Regions from separate parts of the Mus musculus genome. Here region 1 is linked to region 2. The links are chromatin loops, found by intact Hi-C in ENCODE. Cell type or tissue: heart. All regions are shown on one strand.

What was found. A loop is a pair of places that touch in the nucleus more often than their neighbours do. Peaks named below come from ENCODE experiments on the same cell type or tissue, not always from the same donor. Only the 100,000 strongest peaks of a DNase experiment are listed, where the experiment ranks them.
Region 1: it touches region 2 in a loop (2.2-fold over the local background); 24 of 42 quality-filtered maps call a loop at or near these places.

What each region holds. Positions count from the first base shown.
Region 1 is chr3:88,638,386-88,643,385 of GRCm38, forward strand. It overlaps Arhgef2 (rho/rac guanine nucleotide exchange factor (GEF) 2), which reads left to right. Exons shown (of 22, transcript NM_008487.4): 13 at 938-1,107; 14 at 1,898-1,965; 15 at 4,041-4,241; 16 at 4,541-4,654; 17 at 4,764-4,831; 18 at 4,960-4,995. Among named protein-coding and RNA genes, the nearest start is that of Rxfp4, 12 kb to the right of the region's middle. In heart, a CTCF peak has its summit at 2,515 (motif pointing left); a DNase peak (open chromatin) is centred at 2,476.
Region 2 is chr3:88,589,942-88,594,941 of GRCm38, forward strand. It overlaps the pseudogene Gm52660 and a transcript of Arhgef2 not described here. Among named protein-coding and RNA genes, the nearest start is that of Ssr2, 13 kb to the left of the region's middle. In heart, a CTCF peak has its summit at 2,157 (motif pointing right); DNase peaks (open chromatin) are centred at 2,580 and 3,210; H3K27ac peaks cover 1,859 bases.

The DNA.
Region 1 (5,000 bases), 48 kb after region 2:
TTAAAAGATTGATTTATTTATGTATATGAGTACACACTGTAGTTGTACAGATAGTTGTGAACGTTCATATGGTTGTTGGGAATTGAATTTAGGACCTCTGCTCCCTCTGGTTGGCCGGGCGGTTTGTGAACCACCATGTGGTTTCTGGGATTTGAACTCAGGACCTTTGAAAGCACAGTCAGTCCTCTTACCCGCTGAGCCATCTCACCAGCCCCTCTTCTGTTCTCTTATCCCTTGCTTTTCTTACCAAGCCCAAGAAAGTCTTACTGAGTCAAATGCCTATTATAGCTCTTAATTCTATATCATAAAAAGTAAGATAGCGGGCTGGTGAGATGGCTCAGTGGTTAAGAGCGCTGACTGCTCTTCCAAAGGTCCAGAATTCAAATCTCAGCAACCACATGGTGGCTCACAACCATCCGTAACGAGATCTGACGCCCTCTTCTGGTGTGTCTGAAGACAACTACAGTGTACTTACATAAAATAAATAAATAAATAAATAAATCTTAAAAAAAAAAAAAAAAAAAGTAAGATAGCCAGGGCTATACAGAGAAACTCTACCTCGAAAAACCAAACCAAACCAACAACAACAACAACAACAACAACAACAACAACAACAAAAGTAAAGCAGGCACAGGCTTATATCTCCAGTGCTGAGAAAGCAGATTCTGAGGGTTAGAACTCTGAGGCTGTTTGGGGCTTTGTAGTGAGTTCAACACCAGTTTAGGTTACATAGAGAGACCCAGGAGAGACAGAGACAGAAAAGAGAGAGAGACTGTGCATCGAGGGACTCGTGCACATCTAAATGGTCCTGGCTGGTTCCGATGCTTGGGCTCTTGCCTGTATTGCATCACCGTCAATCCTTCTGGTTTTCTAGGACGGAAAACCCAGATATTAACGGTTAGGATTCCTCAGCCTAATTCTTCCTTTCCCCTCACAGGACAAGCCCTCAGTGGTGTCCTTGCAGAACCTCATCGTAAGAGACATAGCCAACCAGGCGAAAGGGATGTTTCTGATTAGTTCTGGACCGCCTGAGATGTATGAGGTGCATGCAGCGTCCCGAGACGACCGGACTACCTGGATCCGTGTCATCCAGCAGAGTGTGCGCCTGTGAGTGTGTACCTGTGTGTACATATGGCTTCAGGTCCTAGTCGGCATATTTCCTGGGAACTGAGCTCATCAGGAGAGGTTGGGGCAGAAGCTGGGGATAGACTAGATGAGTCAAGACAGAAAGTTCACATGAAAAGTTCTAATTTATATCCAGATAACCCGGCTACCCCTCCAGGATGGTGGTGGCAGACCTGTCAGCCGTGACACAGTGCCAGCCACACATATATCACTGGCAAATAGGACCAGCTTGAGCTGAGGTCCTTTCTCAAAAACTACAACAGGCCTGGCAGCGCATGCCTTTAATTTCAGCACGTGGGAGGCAGAGGCAGGTGGATCTCTTGAGTTTGAAGCCAGCCTAGGCTACAGACTAGGTAGTCAGGACTACAGGAGAAACCCTGTCTGGAAAACCCAAACCAAAACAAAAACCTCCAGCACAGTTAGTTAGTGCTGTAACTCAAATGTCAGAGCTCCTGCCTAGTGTTCTGGACACCTGGGTCCCTCCCTGGCACCACCTAAGTCAGCAGCAATCCGCAGAAGAGCAGAAGTCAAAAACAAGGACAAAGAAGTTGACAAAATGGCTCTCCTGGCAGAGCGATCAGAGCTAGAGATGGACGCAGGCTTCTCATAACCTTTATAAGCCTGAATGGTAAGTGTGAGATGAGGATTAGTGCAAAGAGTGACGAAGGCCACTGAAGGGATGAGAGGAGGGTCCTGTAGAACATGTGCAGAGGAGAGAAGCTGATCGATCGCTGGTGTCTTCCACACACCCAACCTGCCTGTTGCTCTGTAGGTGCCCGTCCAGGGAGGACTTTCCTCTGATCGAGACAGAGGATAAGGCGTATCTCCGGAGGATCAAGAGTAAGTTCCCATCCAGGGAGTGGGTTGATTTACACCATATCCTCGCAAAATACCGTGCTGCTCTCAGAAAGATGAGAGGTGCTGAAGAGGTGGCTCACCTCTTGTTTGTACCAAATTTCAACCAGGTTGAAAGCGCTGGTTTCTCCTTCGGAAGGCTCAGGTGTGATTCTCAGCACCAACTTGGTGACTCACAATTGTCTGTAACTCCAGTGTAGTGGCTCTCTAATGGCCTTGGTCACCTCAGTCACCCCAGGCACATGCGTGATGCCCACACCTACGTGCAGGCAAAACTCTCATAATGAAAGCTTCAGGTGGGCTGATAGAGGTCTATCCCAAAATAAATTGTTAAATGAAAAAAGCCAGGTTTAAAACAATGTGAAGTGTATGCTACCATTTTGTAAGTTTAGGGTAAATAGGTGTGTGTGTGTGTGTGTGTGTGTGTGTGTGTGTGTGTGTGTGTGTTTAAAATAGAGTAGTATCTCTATGTCCCAAGGGCATCTAATGCCCTCTTGTGGCCTCTGAGGGCATTGCCTGCATATGTTTCACAGATGTACATGGTACATAGACATACATACATGTGGGCAAAACACCCATATGATTCAAAATAAAGGTTAACTCTGGGCTTGGTGGCCCACGATTTTAATCCCAGCACTTGAGAGGCAGAGGCAGAAGGACCTCTGTGAGTTCAAGGCCAACATGATCTGCAAATCTAGTTTCAGGACAGCCAGTGCTGCTACACATAGAGAAACCCTGTCTCAAAAAACAAACAAATATTTTCTTTAAAAAAGATTTTATTTATTTATTTATTATATGTAAGTACACTGTAGCTGTCTTCAGATCTCATTAAGGATGGTTGTGAGCCACCATGTGGTTGCTGGGATTTGAACTCAGGACCTCTGGAAGAGTGTCAGTGCTCTTAACCGCTGAGCCATCTCACCAGCCCCCAAACAAATATTTTTTAAAGGTTAAATAATTTTAAATAAATTAGTTTTTTAATGAGAGCAGACTGCAGTGGTGTACACTTGTAATGCCAGCATTTGGGACCCATAGTGATAGGATCAGGCATTCAAGGCTGTCTTAATTCCTTTTATATTGCTGTGATAAGACACCGTGACCAAAGCCACTCAAAGAAGGAAGGACTTCATTTGGGTTTACAGTTTCAGGGGGTTAGGGTTCATAATAGTGGGAACAGCAGGTGGCAGACGGGACCCTGGAACAGCTGAGAAAGTCTGAGTTGTTTGAGACCCCCAAAGCCCGCCCCCAGTGACATACTTCCTCCAGCAAGGCCCCACCTCCTAGTCCTCCCCAGCCACCCACTAGGTACTAAGTATTCAAATGCCTGTGCCTTATGGAAAACATCTTGTTCCAAATACCACAGAGGATAGCTAGCCTCAACTATGTAAGGAGTTTGAAGCCAGCCTCAGCTACACAAGACTTTGTCTCAAAAACAAAAACAAAAAAAAGAGTCCAAAGGCCATAATAGCTGTGTCTGACTGCAAGTTACTCCGCTCACTCAAGTGAGCAGCCCTGTAAGTGCTCTAATGGAAGGAACACGGAGAGAATGAGGTGGCTAACCCAAACCCTTATTCATCCTTTTTTTTTTTTTTAAGATTTATTTACTTTTAGTTTATCTACTTTGGTGTTTTGCCTGCATGTGTGTTTCAAGGTGCCAGATCCCCTGGAATTGGAGCTATATGGACACTTGTGAGCAACCATGTGGTTGCTGGAAATTGAACCGAGGTTCTCTGGAAAAGCAGCCAATGTTCTTAACCACTGAGCCAAAACTCCAGCCCCTGTTCATAGATTTTTAGAAACAAAAGTAATGTTTGATTTACACCACACACACAAGATTTTTTGTTTTGGGGAATGCTTCAAGCCCAAAATTAAGTTCTGTCCCTCTGCTGACCCTGGGTATCCCTCTGCTACCCTGGGCTACCCCTCTGCTGACCCTGAGCTATCCCTCTGCTGACCCTGGGCTACCTCTCTGCTGACCCTGGCCTGCCCCTCTGCTGACCATGGCCGGCCCTTCACAAGCTCTTTGGGTCCTTCCACACTCAACCTGTTCCTATCCGCAGCGAAACTGCAGCAGAAAAACCAGGCGCTAGTGGAGCTGCTACAGAAGAATGTTGAGCTGTTTGCCGAGATGGTCCACTTCCAGGCCTTAAAGGCTGGCTTCGTTGGAATGCCCCCACCCGCCCTGCCCAGGGGCCTTTTCCGTCTTGAGTCCTTTGAGTCCCTCCGAGGCGAGCGCCTGCTAAAGGATGCCCTCCGTGAAGGTGAGGGCTGCTGAAGAGTCTAGGCTGTTCACTCAGCACCACAACCCATAAAGGAGTTGGGTTTGTTCTGGTCTAACTCCTGGGAAGGAAAGGGGCCGAGATCTGAGCTTGCTGTCGGATGCGTCTCCCTCGGGCAGGCTGAGATGACTCTTGAACATTTTTGATGTCCCTTGGATGCCACATGGCTGACTGAAGCCCCACTACCCAAATGTGAACCCCCTAAATACTTGGATGGTGTGTGTTGGGTGGACCCCCACTGGTTTTGTCTCCTGTCCCCACCTCCTCCTCTTTCCCTTCAGTGGAAGGCCTGAAAGACCTGCTGTTGGGCCCATGTGTGGACCTGCCTATGACATCCCGAGAACCAGCCTTACCCTTGGACTCTGACAGCGGTAGCTGTCCTGGGGTCACTGCCAGTGAGTACGGGGCATGAAAGCAAGAGGGGAGTGGCTTAATCAGGGAGGGAAGGGGTCCCGGAGCCCCCGAAGAAGTATATTCTGCTCCTCCTTCTCTTTTCTGCAACAGATGGAGAGGCCAGAACCTTCAATGGCTCCATTGAACTCTGTAGAGCAGACTCGGATTCCAGCCAGAAGGTGGGTTCTTGGAGAGCCAGGGAGTGGCCAAAGAAAGGGCACAGCTGGCTGGCCTGTGGATAGACAGCTGCTGAGGAAGGCCCCCAGGTCTGTGCCTGCTGACTCCCCATTCTTGTTTATTTCTGTAGGATCGGAATGGAAATCAGTTGAGATCACCACAGGAGGTGAG
Region 2 (5,000 bases):
GTGTAGCTCTGGCTGTCCTGTAACTCACTATATAGACCAGGCTGGCCTCAAACTCAGAAATCCGCCTGCCTCTGCCTCCCAAGTGCTGGGATTAAAGGCATGTGCCACCACTGCCCAGCAATAAATCTTTTTTTTTTTAAATAGTTATTAAAGGAAATGGCTTCTCTTGAGTTTGAATTTATTTGTGTATGTGTGTGGTGAGATGGAGTCTCCTTATTGCTGTCTTGAAACTCCCTCTGTGGACCAGGCTGGCCTCAGACTTACAGAGATCCCCCTGCCTCTGCCTCCTGAGTGCTGAGAATAAAGGCCTGAGCCAAATGCCCAGCAATGATTTCTTTTCAGGCCAGGGAGAAGTGCTGGGTTTCCTGCTGCTGGACCCTCTAGTAGCAGCTTTGGCTTTTACAGAGTCAGTTTACAGTGGCTTCTCCGCTGTAAACTGACTCTGTCCAACACAGGAATGCCGTGGTCTGAGAAAGGCCTCCCAGGCAGGAGGGGAACCCAACAAACACTGGCTTTGTTTCTGCTAACAAGTTTCCCCTTTCCATTCCGCTCCTCAGCTCCCCTGCCTAACCGGTTTAACCTTTCCTTTCCCCAGCCTTGGGAGCCTCTGGGTCCCTGAAAGATGAAAAGGACTTGGAGACAACGGGAAGCTCCCAATGGGGTGGCCCTTAGGCAACTCACATCCTTCCTTCAGGCCCTGCAGCTTGGACATGCCAGCGCCAGCCAGGTCAGAAAGCAAGAAAGATGATGGCTCTTGTTCCTCATGTTCTGGTGGGAACCTGGGAATGCTCAGACCGGGTGAGCAGGTGTAGGGGTATGCCAAGTGGGGAGAGCATTTGATAGGGAGGCTCTTGTCTGGTACTGAACCCTTCCCTTTCAGAGTGGGAAGCCCTGTTTCCCGTGTGTGCTTTCTCCTGGAGTTACAGAGTTAAGTCACAGGAGGAGGGCTTTCCTGCCCTCCACAGGATGGACTGGGGCAGGTGACATCAAGCTGTTTCTTTCTGGGTGTTCACTCTGGGTGGTCTCTTCTAGAAGGCAGGGGCACTCTCGCTCCTTTTCCTTGTACAAATCATCGGTGTTTGAACTGGCACTGTCGGGAGAGGAGATGAAACAGGAGCTCACAGATGATATGTGTGGTGAAGGCAGTGGATGTCATGGGTCCTTTGAAAAGAGGCCAGACTAGATACTTCATCTCTCAAGAGATCAGCTGCCTTGGAGTCAGGGTGGAATTTGAGCCTCCCTTCAGCAGTGGCTGGGGAGAATGTAAGCACTCCTGAAGTCTGTCGACAGGCTTAGCTGAAATAGTTGGCTTCAGCACTGCCCTTGTCACCTTGAGGCTATCAGATAGGATGACTGCCAACACACACACACACACACACACACACACACCCTCAAAGGTGTGAAACCTGAATCAGGTTGTATGCCGATCTGTGAGAAGAGAAGGACGATGAGCATCCCCCTCATTACCCTGAAGATTGGGTGTCCAAATGGGGGCTCCACCCTAAAAGGCTAGCTAGCAACCCTGGAGACAGCAGGTACTAGGTCTCTTCTACCTTCTGCAGACAGCCCTCGAGTACCCCCACAGCATCCCATCTCCGTTCAGATTGGTACCAGAGGGAGCCAGCTGCTTCCACTGCCGCCGCTAACTTCACATCTAGGCCTCCAGACCTGAAGAAAGTGGGGAGTAAGGAGAGCAGGGGGCAGCTCAGTGGAGAGACTGGAAGTTAATCTCCCCCAGAGCACAGCTGGAGCATGGAGGGTAACACTGACCACACAGCGGGGATCCCAGCCCCTAGGTGGCCACTCAGCGTTGGCCTCTGTCTTGGAGCTTGCATCCTCATCCAGATTGTTCAATGTGGATTTCCACGGCCTCCTCCCCACTGAGAGGGCACAAGCATCTCTCCTGTATTCTTAGGGAAAAGCAAACCACTGTCCCTCTCACATTTGGTTGGAGTAGGGAAGGATGCATCGTTCCTTCTGGATGCCTCCCCCTTACCCACAGCAAGGACCTCAGAGCAAAGGCTAGCTGATCAGAAGACAACTAATTTGTTTGCTTTATTCAATAGGTCACAATCGCTTCTCGGCCTTTTGGCTAAGATCAAGTGTAGTATTCAATAGGTCACAAAGGACAATGTAAATGGGCTTATCCAAAGATCACCAGCAGATGGCAGTCTAGCATATTTATTTTTACTTAGTGTTTTTGAGACAAGTCTCAAAACTTGTCTCTCTATAGATAAGACTAGTCTGAACTCACTAGATACCCCAAGTCTGGCTTGTCCCAGAGTGCTATGTGCCACCACACTGACCCACATCATACTTAATAAGTGACTACTACATAGCCATATTTCCCGTTTGCAAATGAGGGATGAAGGAAGCACTTAGTAGCTTGTCCAAGGCTCTGTAAATCACTCGTTGTCAGAGACAGCAAATCTCCCAGCGAGCCCTTTCCAGTAGCCGCAGGCTCCTTAAGAGAGTTTTGCTCCCTGTCACCTCCACAAGTGCCAAGCTGTGCCAAGCTGCCCTCTGCCCTAGCGGAAGAGGGTTGAGTCCACACCCCCTCAGTTGTTACCAAGGAAAGGGTGGAAGAGCTGGTCAAATATCCTGCTGCCTGGTCTCCAAAACAAGCCATGCTATGCGTTGGCATGTTGGCTGAGTTGCTGGTCACCCTGGTGCTGTCAGAGCTAGGGCCCTCCTTACCTGTAGCTGCCTGTAATCTCCCTTCCTGTGCAATTGCAGCACAAATAAATACAACCTCTCCTCCCACGCTACTGTAACCTGCCTCTTAAAGGGACCAAAGCACAGTTTTTAAGCCTAACATGAGAGAGAATAGAGGACCCTGCTGACCTGGGGGAAGACCTCAATGTTAAGTAGGACTCCAGCTGTGACCCTTGCCCTGGGCTGATGTTCCCCTTTCCCTCCCCAGCTTCTCCTTGTCCCATTAGAGGGAAGCTAAAAGTTCCCAGTGGTCAGAGTCCAACATCCTCTCCTCTCAAGGGAACGCCAGTCTGGTTCCCCACACCTGCTTCCACGAGAGACTGAGTCCCGTGGCCACCCTTTGTCCAGGGAATGCTTGTAACAGGGCAGTGGCACCAAAAGGGTTAAAGGTCTGGCCACAGAACTGTCTAGGGTGTTTGAAGTAGGGTGGGGAAGGGAAGGGCTTGAACAGTTGAAGAGGCAGCTGGTCAGTACTGGAATGAGTGCCCCATGGCCCCTATGCAAACTTCTGGACCATGAACAGTTCCTGTAGAGGGACCGAGAGAGAGGCACCCCCACCGAGGTGCCTGGATAGACCTTTAGAGGGGCTGCCTGAAGCAGGACTTGCGCCCATATTGAAGTCACCAGCTGAGGGCCAGAACAGGTTTCCCACCCTCGGGACCTCTGGTGAGTCTCTTCTTCACTTTCCGGGGTCCTTGCTTGATGAATGCACATTCCTCAGGAAGCAGGGATGTCCTGTTAGGAGCTGCTCAGCACCCAGGAAGTAGCAAGAGAAGTTACAGGTTCCGCACCAGCATCTTACTTTCACTTCCCATTTCTGCTTAGGGGGCAGCAGCGTATGTGTGTGTATAGATGCTATATTTTTGTGTGCACATATGTGTATACCCATGCACGTATGCAAATAGGAAAGAGTCACAATAACAGCCAATGATCAATGAACACAACGTATGTATCAAATGTTGATGAATTATTTTCATGTTTTCTTTTTTTTAATCTTTAGAATCTTATAGGGTTAATATACTCAACCCTTGTCTTGAGTACAAAGTATAAAGAATTTAGATGACTAACCTATGTCAATTAAGATGTAAGTTGTAGGACTAGGTTTCAAAGTCAAGTTCATTTGGCATCCAACTCTGTCGCGTTGTCATTAAGAACAAAAGCAAAACAAAAACCCCACTATCATTTTTATCCTACGGTGTTGGGACTGGAACCCAGCACCTCTATGAGACTCAAAACAATCTCAGGACCAATCATTTGTTCCTAAAGCCAAGCTCTTCCAGAGTCTAGACTGTCCCACTGTCCTATTAGGGTTTATCCACCCTACCAGCTACTTTAGCATTTCCTGGTATCTGCCAGCTTAATTTCCTTTGTCACCCTGGCCAAAGTCTCCTTAGATGTCCCTCTGAACCTCAGAGCTCCTCTTGCCCCACCCTTTTGGCACAGATACTACAGTGCCTGCTGAGAACCTGGTGGGGAGACGAGGATTGGCTGCGTTTGACAGGTCTTTGCTTTCTTATCCTACGTTTTGCTTCCTGGACTAGGACCCAGGGCTCCTGTAGAGAAGCATATAGTCACAAGCCCAGGGGTGGGGTATGGTGGGGAGGAAGGCAGAATCCTTAAATTCAAACAAACAAAGCCGAGGCTCACCTTTGGAAACAGCAAAATTCCAGACTGGTGCATGAGCCTCGAGTGCCACAGAGGAGAGGGGCGGGGTGGTGTTGAGATGCCTGCCTGGTGACTTAGCCGAGTGTGTGGTTGGATTAGGGTCTGGGGATGCTTGGCTACCTTCCCAGCTTGGAACTTCTGGAATTTCCTAACAGTAAAGGCAATAACTGCTCTATGGGCCACCGCTGCAGGGAAATGCATGTTCAGACTCGTCACAGAAACTGATCTCGGTAAATGGGTTTTGGCCACACAAGCATCTGGCTATCTTTGCATTGATGTATTATCCTTCTGGGTTCTTGTCTCTGTCTTAGTGTATGTTACAGTTTATAGTACTGGTTGCTGGATGAATGGATCTTCTCTACCCTTCCCCCCACCTCCTCCTCCTCCTCCTCTTTCCTTTTTATTACCCTGAATGTTGACTGCTTTCAACTGTGACCAGGGTGTGGTGGTACACAGCTAATTCTCTTTTTGTTTAAGATTTTATTTATTTTATGTATGTGAGTACACTGTCTCTGTCTTCATGTGCACCAGAAGAGGGCATTGGATCCCATTACAGGTGGTTGTGAGCCACCAAGTGGTTGCTGGGAATTGAATTCAGAACCTCTGGAAAAGCGGTCAGT